2 separate regions of the Mus musculus genome follow, and region 1 is linked to region 2. A link is a contact called in ENCODE Hi-C or POLR2A ChIA-PET data. All regions are on one chromosome and are shown on one strand. Each heading gives the region's core, a stretch centred on a gene start or an enhancer-like site at or near the end of the contact. The rest is flanking DNA. Distances are from core to core; before and after follow the strand shown.

Evidence for each region. A loop is a pair of places that touch in the nucleus more often than their neighbours do. ChIA-PET counts read pairs that join two places held with the same protein, here RNA polymerase II (POLR2A).
Region 1: POLR2A ChIA-PET joins it to region 2 with 28 read pairs in Patski. The contact joins the promoter of Vti1b here to the promoter of Arg2 in region 2. A Hi-C loop is called at or near these places in 1 of 37 maps with a recorded cell type or tissue (gastrocnemius). POLR2A ChIA-PET finds 5 or more read pairs at or near these places in 2 of 5 experiments (Patski and embryonic stem cell).

What each region holds. Positions count from the first base shown.
Region 1 is chr12:79,167,699-79,173,888 of GRCm38, forward strand. Vti1b (vesicle transport through interaction with t-SNAREs 1B) reads right to left here and starts at 4,760. Exons shown (of 6, transcript NM_016800.3): 1 at 4,522-4,760. The coding sequence starts at 4,636.
Region 2 is chr12:79,126,194-79,132,788 of GRCm38, forward strand. It overlaps Arg2 (arginase type II), which reads left to right and starts at 4,595. Exons shown (of 8, transcript NM_009705.3): 1 at 4,595-4,787; 2 at 5,648-5,720. The coding sequence starts at 4,677.

The sequences.
Region 1 (6,190 bases), core at 3,510-6,009, 42 kb after region 2:
TTTACTTATTACAAAGTTACCACTGCTTACAATAGTTTTAAAATTCATTTTCTCTTTTGAGACAGGGTCTCATGTAGCTAAAACTCAGCACTGCCTAGGTAGCCAAGGATGACCCTGATCTTCTGACGCTCTTGCCACCACCTTCCAACTCACTACTTACTATGTCTACCCACCTGTCTGATACTCCCTGGACATACACAAGGCACTCTTCATACTACTTACAACACAACACAAAACAAACAACAAACCACAAACAAACAAGACCCAAGGACCCATTAATTAAAAAGAGAAAAAGTTTAATTAATGGTACACATCTGCGCTATCTGTGATGTACTGAGACGGACAGCAAAGCATCTGTCCCCCTTCCTGAGGGGCTGTGCTCTTAGTCACCAAGAATGGAAAAAGAACACTTGCAGTCAAGAATAGCTACTTCCACCAGAGCTGACTGTCACTACTCCTACAACCAGCATATATCCAAACTCAAGTACACCCTCTTCCTGATCTAAGCTAGGCAGTGTCCCTTTTCCTAGCTCAGATTTTTCTACAGCAGTGTCATTTTTTACCTACACTCAAAGAGGCAACTTCTAGAACAATTCAAGAAAAGAGTGTCAGTGAAAGTGGTGGGGGAGGTAGATGGGAACTGCTTTCATCAACTTTCCTGTGTCACCTTTATTTATTACCTTTCAAAACAGAACTTCACCTTTGAGCTCTTTTATGGACTCCTAGATTTAAAACAAAGGAAAAACCTAAGAACCTAGAAAGGGCTCTTTCCAGTCTTGGCTCCAACATGACCAAAAAAAAAAGGGGGGAAGAAGAAACAAGTCATACCAAAAAAGGCCACAGGCATGTGCAGGCAACTCATTCTATGAATCATTCTGTGAATTGTACGTGGTTTATGTCCAAGGACAAAGCCATAAAGAAGTTCCAAACTACCATCGGGGACATTTTCAAATTGAGTGTCTTTGATGCTTCTGTGATTCCCAAAAGGGCTCTGTCAAGCTGCACTACCCAGGGATCAGTGACATTCATAGCAAGGTAGTCAAGAATTGATCTCGTGAAGCTGGAAGGACCTAACACCCCCCACCATGACTTAGGCCAGCTGGTGCTGCCCCTAGACCTCCATCAAAGCCCATAGGGCTGAAAAACATCTAGGAAAATAGATGTTAGAAAAGCAAATATTCAGAATCAAAAGAGGCTTGTCTCTACTGAACTGAGGAGTCACTAGCTGTTTTTGATGCTTCAGTCTCACATATCAATCAGCATTAGAGCTGGGATAGTTCTCAGAAATTATCAACCTCATTTTACAGCTGTAGAAACTAGAACCTAAGGGGCTGGAGAGATGGCTCAGGGGTTAAGAGCAATGACTGCTATTTCAGAGGTCCTGACTTCAATTGCCAAAAACCACATGGTGGCTCACAACCATCTGTAATGGGACGAGATGCTCTCTTCTGGTGTGTCTGAAGACAGTGACAGTGTACTACTAGATATAAAATAAATAAATAAATCTAAAAGAAAAGGAAAAAAGAAAAGAAACTAACCTGGACAAGTGCCCTCCCTAAGGCCATAGGATCTCAAAGTAATGTACCATTAATGTTGACAACCCTCTTCTTATGGAATATTAATGCATTAGACAGGGAGACTGTAAGTGCAATGCAGTAATGCTGACTCCAGAGGGCACTTAGCAAGCACCAGACACAGTGAACTTTCAAATATTAGGCACTACCATTGATTCTCAAAGTAAATGCATAGACCTGGAGCAAAACACAATTCAGCAGAGTATACAGGGTGGGAAGTAATGGAACTTCTGTAACCTGTGAGTGATTTGTGTTTACCAGCCTGCCCTGCATGGCACTTCTGTTTCTTTCCTAGCTCTAAAGAGACAGCATCTTAGGGCCGGATAGATGACTTACCAGGTAAAGGTGTTTGCTGCAGCCTGATAATCTGTTTAATCCCCAGGACCCATGCAGTAAAACAAGAAAGCATAAACTGTCCTCTGAGCTCTACATGTATACACACAACAAACAAAACTGAGGTCTCAGGTATCGATACTGGACTTCAAGCAAATTAAAATGGAAAACTGTCAATAATTTTATCACAAGGACAAATGTCTCCAAGTACCAGAAAACCAAAACCTGAAACAATAACTATTAGCACTTAACATATTAATCAGATGACAAAATTCCATCCCTTCTGAGGCTTTAGAGAAACCTCTTCAGATGATGCAAAGCCAAGATAAGAAATTACAGCTGTAGGTGATGAATGCTATAATTAGGCTAATACTTACCATACATGGTAAAACTGTTACTGCCACAAAACCCTCCTAAATTAGGATACATGGTGGCAGCTACCCTTCAAGGGCCATGAGAATACAGACTATACTTTGGGGAAATAAGTATCTCTTTCACTCTGGTTGTTTTAACCAATGTATATACATCAATATGAAGAGTAATGAAAATGTGAAAAAAAAAAAAAAGAGAAATTATTCTGCTTCAATACCCAGGTACTTTCTTCTAAGACCTCATAGACCTTCTAAGACCTTTAACAACCAAAAATTGATTTTTACAATAATTTAACAAATACAATATGTAGTTTATTTGAGAAAGGGTCTCACTGTGTACTCTAGGCTGGCCTTGAACTCATGGAGATTCCCTGCCTCTGCCTCCTAAGTGCTACTAAAGGTATGCACCACCACCCCAAACATATCTAGTAAATATTTGTCAGATACCTAGGATGTGCTGTGTACTGTTCCAGGGAGTTTAGGACACATGCTAAACGATCAAACAAACAAACAACAAACAAAAATACTATTTCATTTCCAGTTCACTGGCTCTCAAACTTAAGCCAGCACTAGAAATCCCTCGAGTGTAGTTAAGGCAGACTGCTTGCCGTAAGCTTTGGATTCTGTGAGTCAGAATGGGGCCTGAGCATGTGCAGTTCTCAAGTTCCCAGATGGTGTTGATGGGCTGATTCACAGACTACAATTCCAAACTACTTTCCTAGTAACACAAAAACAATACACTGTATCATAAATATGCAAAGTGATGAGTACATTAGAAAATAGTGTTCTGAGGCTGGGCAATGGCAATACAAGCCTTTAATCCCAGCACTTGGGAGGCAGAGGCAGGTGGTTTGAGGCCAGCCTAGTCTACAGAGAGAGTTCCAGGACAGCCAAGACTACACAGAGAAACCCTGTCTTGAAAAACAAACACAAACCCAAAAAAACAAAAACAAGCAAGCAAAAAGAGCATCCTAAGAATAACTGTGTAGAGAGCTAATATTTCTAAATAAAACAACAAACACATATTAATAATAGCTGGTAGCTCTTACTGTTGCCAGACGGTGTTTTTAATAGCTTTACATATCTCATTTACTCCCCACAAAAACTCCATGAAGTCAGATGCTACGTTTTACTTTATAGTGGAAACTAGTTTGGTTAAAATAACTTGCAAAGTCACATAGCTAATAAAAGGTGTATGTAACTTAGATAATCTGACTCTAGAACTCTTTTCTTTCCTTCCTTCCTTTTTTTTTTTTTTTTTTTTTAATTTTTGATAGAGTCTCAAGATAGAAGAATCTAGCTGGTCTGGAACTCTGTGTTGCTGTGTAAAACCAGGCTGGCCTTGAACTCACTGAGATTCTGTTTCTACCTCCCAAGTGCTGGGATTAAAAGTGTTCACCACTGGCAATCTCTTGAATGGCAGAAAAATATTTTGTCATACACTGTTATCTTTAATGCACAGGTAGACATTCTCATCTCCAGCTCAAACGAGTATGCGCCTCTTATTTAAGTTCATTCATTCAACTGATCACGTGAGAAGACACGGCCCCTTCTCAATCTTCCTCCTCACATCCACCAGTCTCATAAATCTCGGCACCACCTGTTGGATTTAATGCTCACTCTCCAGATTCGCATGCTTACCCAGTCAACTGTCATAGAAGCTCCTAACACAGTCTCTTATAGCCATTCTCACATCCTCTATCCAGCTATCCGCCGCCTTGCTTCTAAAATGAAATCCACATTACTCCGCTGCTTATGTTCCTTAAGGATTTACCCTAGTACGTCAAAAAAGTCTAAATGTGAGACTTCCGGTTCCTCTCCAATGTAGCTGTCTTCCTCCCCTCACCTCCCGCCACTGTCTCACATATAAGCTAATCTCCATGGTTACAACTATTTTTAAAATTTCATTGCCTACCAAAATGCCAAACTCCTACATGCCCAACTCCAAATTAAGGGTTTTTTTTGTTTTTTGTTTTTGTTTTTTGTTTTGTCACAGGAGCACAGATTGAAGAATGCCCTATGCTACTGGGAGAGGAAGATAACTAAAGGCTCGCTAGGAGAGGACATCCTAATGTCTATCCCTTTGCACGCCCCCAGTCACCACAAGAGGCAGCACACCCTGGGCGTCCGGGGCCCGACAGCAGCAGGGGGCGTGCCCAAAGGGGAAGCGGGGAGCCCCGGGTCGGTGTTTGGGATCCTGCACCCTGCGGAGTCCTCCCGGCCTGGTCCCGCCCCCGCCTCACCTGTCCCCGCGGTCCCCAGCAGCCGCTCCGGCACCCCTTGTAAGTCTTCAAGGAGGCCGCGGAAGATCTCGTGCAGCTTCTCGAAATGCTCGGAGGAGGCGGCGGAGGCGGCCATGGCGCAGGTTGCGCGTGAGCTGCGGCCACCGGGCGCTGGGCCCACTCCCACCTCAGCAATCAGCTGCCCAGCCCCGAAGCCATCACTGCAGCCGCACCTCGGCCTCCCGGAATCAGGCGCTTCCGGGGTCCTCGGAGCCGGACGCCCTCCCCCTGCTTGTCACTGCACGGGCGCCGGGCGCCAAAGCCTGACAAGAAGCCGGGGCGGGGACGACACTCAGCTACTACAGGGGCGCGGTCTCGCGCCAAGACGAGCCGGTGGCTCCGACCTGGAGACAAACAGTGGGCACAGAGGAGGTACCAAAGGGAAGGGCCCGAGGGAGCCCGCGGGACTGGCGCCTCGGCCGCCTCATCCGGGCCCGCCGGTCCTGCAGTGCATACTGGGAATTGTAGTTAAGTGAGGGAGGACGGCCGTGCAGGGAGGGCCCGGAGTGCCAGCGGTGTTGCGCAGACTGGCTAGCACACGCCCCTCGCTGTCATCGCAGTTCCTTCTGCCACCTGACTTCATATCCCGTCTAAATGTTCAGTCTCAGCCCTAGATAGATGAGCAGAGGCCTGCCTACCCTCGGATGGTATAACTCTAATAAAAGTGGAGAGATTAAGTGGCCAGGGTCACATGTTTTCAGAACCGGAAAATGGGCAGTGTGATCCCAGAATACCCACAGCTTTTAGCGGCTGAACCAGTCCAGACCATTAGGCTGCCCCGGGTTCTCATTCACAACATGTTAAGAATAGACATTTTGATAAACCAAAGTTATATATTGATCAAAGTAATTTTGTCTCTGCCCTTGGGTAATGTATGATTTGGTGTGGAAGACAGACCCATCTTATCTGCCCTTATGTGAAATATATCAACAATTACGAAGTCCTTTCTGTCCTTCCATAGATATAAACCCCTGTGTATACTGTTGGCAGGGTTTCCAACAAAGGGCCCACTCACAAAAGTTTTCGTGGTGATTCAATATTTATACATGGAAATATATATATATATATATATATATATATATATATATATATATATATATATATATATATATAAAAGGGTGTTACCGAGGGGTACAACACTTATCTAGCATAAGCAAATCCTATAGTCCATCTTCTAAGGTGTGTGTGGGAGTGGGTTCCTGGTGATTTTTGTCTTTGAAGCCCTGGGTTTTACAAGCTTGAATCCACCAACCGTTAAATTCAATGAAAAAATAAAAACAAAACGCAGTGTGCAGGGATGACAAAGTCTGATGTTGTTAGCAGTGGTGCGAAGTCTTAATATTTTTCTTATAAAATTAAAAGGTAGTTCAAGAGTGTTGTTGTTCAATTTTAATCCTAGCACTTGGAAGACAGAGGCAGATGGATCACTGAGTTCGAGGCCAGCCTGGTCTACAGAGCACATTGCAGGACAGCCAGACCATATAGAGAAACCATGCCCAAAAAACATAAAATTAAAAAATTTATACTTGAATATGTATGAACACATGTGAGGGCAAGTGCCCTGCCTGTGGAGCCCAGAAGAGGGTGTTGGGTCTTTTGGAGCTGGAGTTACAGGTGGGCTGCCTGCCAT
Region 2 (6,595 bases), core at 3,345-5,844:
TGTGCTTCTTTCTTGGTTGTAGGAGGGGCCAGGTGCAATAACTTATCTTTCACCTTAGAAGGAATATCTCTGCATGCCCCACACCACTGGACTCCTAAGAATTTCACTGAGGTAGATGGTCCTTGAATTTTGGTTGGATTTATTTCCCATCCTCTGATACGCATATGTGTTACCAATGAGTCCAAAGTGGTTGCTACTTCCTGCTCACTTGGTCCAATCAGCATAATGTCATCAATATAGTGCACCAATGTGATATTTTGTGGAAGATCCAAACGATCAAGATCCCTTCTAACTAAATTATGACACAGGGCAGGAGAGTTAATATATCCTTGAGGCAAAACTGTGAAGGTATACTGTTGGCCTTGCCAACTGAAAGCAAATTGCTTCTGGTGGTCCTTATGGACAGGTACTGAGAAGAAGGCATTTGCCAGATCAATAGCCGCATACCAGGTGCCAGGAGATGTGTTAATTTGCTCAAGTAAGGAAACTACATCTGGTACAGCAGCTGCAATTGGAGTTACTACCTGATTTAGTTTTCGGTAATCAACTGTCATTCTCCATGATCCATCTGTTTTCTGCACTGGCCAGATAGGAGAGTTAAATGGAGATGTGGTGGGAACCACCACCCCTGCATCTTTCAAGTCCTTGATAGTGGCAGTAATTTCTGCAATTCCTCCAGGAATACGATACTGTTTTTGATTCACTATTTTCTTTGGCAGAGGCAACTCTAAAGGCTTCCATTTGGCCTTTCCAACCATAATAGCCCTCACTCTACAGTTCAGGGAACCAATATGAGAATTCTGCCAATTTCTGAGTATATCTATCCCAATTATACATTCTGGAACTGGGGAAATCACCACAGGATGTGTCCGGGGACCTACTGGACCTACTGTGAGTCGGACATCAGTCAAAACTCCATTAATCACCTGCCCTCCATAAGCCCCTACTTTAACTGGAGGGCCACAATGTTTCTTGGGATCCCCTGGGATCAGTGTCAACTCAGAACCAGTATCCAGCAGACCCCGAAAAGTCTGATTATTTCCTTTTCCCCAGTGTACAGTTACCCTTGTAAAAGGCCGTAGGTCCCTCTGGGGAAGAACTGGAGAAAGGGTAACAGCAAAACCTTTGAGTGTCTTATCAAGATCCTTCCTCAGAGGAACCTGGCCACCCCTTCATTCAAGGGGTTCCGGATCTGCAAACTGTCTCAAGTCTGGAAATTGATTCACTGGCCGAGATTGCTGTTTACCACGATCTAATGTAGCCTTTCTTTCATTTGTTTGAGAATTTTTCTGCTTATACAGATCAAACAAATATGCAGTAGGCTTCCTATGTATTTCATTCCTGGAAACACCATGATTGATTAGCCAGTACCAAAGGTCCAAGCGAGTCATGCCATTATAAATTTCACCTCTCCTGTGCTGACCATTACTGGGTATGTTATTATAAACATTCTTTTGTCTACGCTGTCCATTATAATAACTAGGATCACCTTGTCTCCGGCGATTCAATGCTGCCACCTGGCCCTTGTTACCTCGGGATCCAACTAAACCCAGTGAATTTAATTCATCTAATTGAGCAGAAGCATCTCCAATGCTAAGATCTGGCACAAGGAAAAGGGAAAGAACAAAACCCTTCAAATGTGCTGGTGCCCCTCTCACCAATTTGCGTCTTATAGAGCTGGTGAAAGGCATATCTTCTGGACCTTCCCATTGTGGACAATTATGCTTTACACAATATATCCACTCTAGCATTGCAATTTCCCTAAGTCTTAAAATCCCTTCATCAACACTAAGCCACGGAATATCAGGCATCTCCAAGTCATTTCCAGTAGGCCATCTTTTGATAAACACCTCAGCCAACCATTCAAACAAACTTTTGACACCTTTTTTAACTATGCGAGCTTCCGTATTAAACCTAGAATCTCTACTCAGAGGACCCATGTCAATAAACTCAGCCTGCTCTAGTTTTATGTTCCTTCCACCCTTATCCCACACCCTTAAAATCCATTCCCACACATATTCACCAGGTTTCTGCTTGAATGAATTAGCAAACTCATTAAGCTCCTTAGTAGTGTAGCGAATTTCCTCATGGACTATACTTTCTACCTCCCCTCTAGGAGCCTGTTTTGCTTTGAGTCTGGTTACAGGTCTAGAAGAAACTATTGGTGGGCCGTGAGCAGACTCTGCAAAATTAATTTTCTCATGTGGGGAAGGCATTATTTCAAGAGGTGGGGCTGAGGGTACTACTTCCTCAGGTGGGGCAAACCCTTGAGAATCTGAGGATTCAAAATTCTCAGCTTCAACATGGTCTTCCCACACATCCCCGTCCCATGTTGTAGGATCCCATTCTTTGCCAATTAGAGCCCTTACTTTAACTGTCGACACACTCTGAGGCTGAGACTTGAATTTTCTCTGTAGTTCAGCCAACCTTACAATGAGAGTTTCTGTTTGATTTTCTGCAACTTGAGCTCTATTGCTACAAGAGAGAAGATTCTCCTCAAGGACACACTTAGCAACTTTTAGATCGTTTACTTGTGTCTGGAGCCTTTCGATTTTATCACACAACTCCTTCCTTTCATTCATCATTTTTTCCACAGATACTAAGAGCAGCCAGCCAGTAAAATCATTTTTCGATTTTTTCCCCATCTTGTAGAAAGCTTTGTGCACTGAATCACCTAATTCATTAAGAAAATCAAGGGCATTAGCTTCTTTAAGTTCGGAATATAGTTTCAACCATGGGTCTTCAAAATTCTCTGAGCTCCCAGGAGGGAGAGAATCTGGAGAGGTTTCAATAGTTGAAAGTGCTGGTGGATCAACAAGCCAATTCCAGTATTTTAAAAGATTCATCCTTGTACTTCTGTTACTCTAGAACCACTCCTGGTACCAACTTCTGTATTAGTCAGGGTTCTCTAGAGTCACAGAACTTATGGATAATTTCTAAATAGTAAAGGAATTTATTGATGACTTACAGTCGGCAGCCCAATTCCCAACAATGGTTCAGTCGCAGCTGTGAATGGAAGTCCAAGGATCTAGCAGTTACTCAGTCTCACGCAGCAAGCAGGCGAAGGAGCAAGAGCAAGAGCTAGACTCCCTTCTTCCAATGTCCTTATATTGTCTCCAGCAAAAGGTGTAGCCCGGATTAAAGGTGTGTTCCACCACACCTTTAATCCCAGATGAAAGGCATAGCCCAGATTAAAGGTGTGTTCCTTAACTCGGAGATTCAATCTTCTGGAATCCATAGCCACTACGGCTCAAGATCTTCAAACCAAGATCCAGATAAGGATCTCCAAGCCTCCAGATAAGGGTCACTGGTGAGCCTTCCAATTCCGGATTGTAGTTCATTCCAAATATTGTCAAGTTGACAACCAGGAATAGCCACTACAGCAGGCTACAGAGTCACAGTTAAGAGTACAGTGTTAGACAATCTTGCCACTGTATGAAACACTCAATATGTCCATTTTATCATACTGTAAACTTGTGCTTACAACAAAGAATGCAGATCCTTCTATCTCCCCTAGCTTGCTGTGTCTGTGGAGGCAAGAAGCATCGGATTCCCCAGAAGCTGGGGTTAATGGCTATGCATAAAACTCTGCAAAAACCAGGTCCTCTGCAAGAGCAATGTGTGTCCGTAATTGCAGGGCCATCAGCCACTATTTACTATTAAAACCATGAAAAGCTCCTTGATATTTTTGGATTTGTTTCAGCCTCCTTTTAATTTAGAATGATCAGAATGTGTTGATATAGTTGGCCTCTAGTAACCAGTGCTCTTATTGTTCATGTAAAGAACTGAAAACAGGGGCCCAGAGAGGTAGCTGAACAGTTAAGAGCATCTGTTACTTTTGCTAAGGGCTTGGGTTTGATTCTCAGCACTCACATGGTGGCTCATAAAGGTCTGTAGTAACTCTAGTTCCAGCAAATCCTATATCCACTTCTGACTTCCCTGGGCACCATGAATGTCTGTGGTGCACAAACATATATACAGGCAAAACACTCATACACATTTAAAAAAATCTGAAAAGGAAATAAAATTTTGTTTAAAAAAATTAAAAAAAAAATCTAGAAAGTAATTGCTTGGTAAATTCTAAATTCTCCCCAAAGATCCAAGGTAGGTGAGTTTTTAAAAAGCCAGACTCAAGAGGACACTGATGGGGTAAATGTTTCTAGGATTTTAAGCTTTGAGATAGAAAGCTGCAGATGGATGCTGACTTGGTGTGGGTTAGCAGATGACCCCGGGTGCGGGCAGGCCACGGCCAGTGCCAACTCTTCAGCCGAGATAGCGCCTGGGGCGGGTACATGTGTCAAGTTCTCAAGTTCCACTGAGGTCTCCAACCTGGCAGGGACGCTGCTTCCCGGGAAACCACACAGGTGCCACTCTGATCAGCGGCTTTATGGTATCCGCCTTGGTGGCTTAGGCATCGGGGGCGGGGGGAGCGTGTCCAGGGAAAGAGAGGACAGGTCCAATGGTGACTTAACGGCAGGCGCGTCCCAGGCCCTGGAGAGCTGTAGTCCTCCGAGAAGGTGCGCCGGGGGCTGGTTGGAGGCGTGTCCGAGAGATGCTGACGTCACAGGGCGGTGCGCTCGCCTAGTGAAGCATCGAAGCTGTGGGAGGCTGCACTCACTCGAGGTCCTGAGTTGCACCGAGCCGGTTCTCCTAGGGTAATCCCCTCCCTGCCAATCATGTTCCTGAGGAGCAGCGCCTCCCGTCTCCTCCACGGGCAAATTCCTTGCGTCCTGACGAGATCCGTCCACTCTGTAGCTATAGTCGGAGCCCCTTTCTCTCGGGGACAGGTGAGAGCTGCGACCCGAGCTGACGGGACACTAAGCCTAGAGAGTTTCTTGGGGCCAGGAGGGAGGAGGGGGGAAAAAACGGGGGGAAGAGCTCGCGGGATCCCATGGCGGGTACGTGGAGCGCACGTTGGGTTTTCCTGGACCCAGATGGAGATGAGGGACTGATGGAAGGCAAGGGGGTGAGAGAGGGCACTGGGCATCGAGAGGGAGGGAAGTGGGCATCGAGAAGCGAGCATCTGCGGCCTCCAGGACGACGGAGAGTGGGCATTTCCAGCTTTGGGGTGATGACAGGAAGGAAAAGAGAGAGGATTCCATGGAGGAGCTGGAGAAGGCAAAACCGGGATCGTTGAGAAATTGTCGGAGAGGAGGTTAGAGACGGTGACCGGGGATTAAGGCAGGCTTCAGGTTCTATTCTTGCAGAAAGAGCATTAACCTGGAAAGAAATTGATGTCGGTCTCTGCAACTGCGGGAGGGACGAAGGGGCTTTGTTCTGCCTTCAATGAAAGGAACCTGCTGTCGCGGAGGGCGCACTCACTGATGGGGAAGCTAGGTGCCGCGTTCTGCCAGATACAGGTACCGGATCAAAGCTCACTGAGCCCTTTCCTGATCCGAGACTTTCCTGGTCTGGCTCTCAGTGAGGGACTCAGAAGGTTGATTTGCTTTCAAGAACAGAATCTTCCCTCCGCCCATTAAGCATTTAGTGAAACGATCAGCCTTCTACAGTAGAAGTTTTGATGCTGTGAAAGGTTTGCAGAGGAGTCTTTTAGGAGCTCCGGGTAGCAGCAGAGATTTCTGTGTCAAAGTGTTTCTGCTCCTTTCCTCACCTTCTCTTATGTCTGTGGGGTTTGTATGATTCACAGAAGAAGCTAGGAGTGGAATATGGTCCAGCTGCCATTCGAGAAGCTGGCTTGCTGAAGAGGCTCTCCAGGTTGGGTAAGTGGTTGGATTTCTGTGTTTGTTCCGGAAGGGGAAAAAACCTGTTCAGAATCTCATCTCTTCTATCCTGATCCTGTGGTAGCAGCTTGGCACCTGTAATTTGTTCCCATCTGGTATCCTTTGGATTCCTTCTGCAGATAAACATCTATCAGGGAATCTTCAGAGGAAGTCTTCTTGCAGATAGTGTTGGGGAAAGTGAAGCAGAGCAAAGTAGGTCCTGGAACAGTGTACTGCCAGTGTACTGCCAGTGCAGCTAAGGATTCTAGCTCGCTCAAGAGCTAACTGCTCAGTTAACCTTTCCTGGTTACAAGGTAGCTTTCCTAACTCAGACTTGAGCCAAGCCTGAGTCATCCACCACACGTGTTGCCTCTTTCCAAACCATTTCCTCTCTGGGGCTAGTGGGTTTGTATTATTGTAACCCTGATGTAGATGTTTTTTTTTTTTTTTTCCCCAAAACTACCTAATTATGAAATCACTTGGGTGACTTGTTCAAAGCAGTTCCTAGCTAGCCTCCTCCATGGAAGAGTTCTGACTCCTTGCAGATGAGGTAAGAGCTAGATAGATCTGTGCATTTTTACAGGCATTCCTTGAAGTCAGATTTGCAATTTTCTGTGTTGTAATTAAGGTAGTGTTTAGACTTTTAGGACCAGAAATAAATCAGAATTCCGAGATAAACACCATGTCTACAGTTAGTGGAGAACTATTAGTACTGTGGCATCACATTTCAATACCTGTTTGGTATCTGACCCAAATACGGCTAGCATGTCCCCAGTTGTCTCAAGCACCATTCACAAATCTTTTCTGCTGCTGTGACTATGATTTACACAGTCGATAGAAAGCTTTGGCGACAGGAATGCAGAATCAGGGTGAAC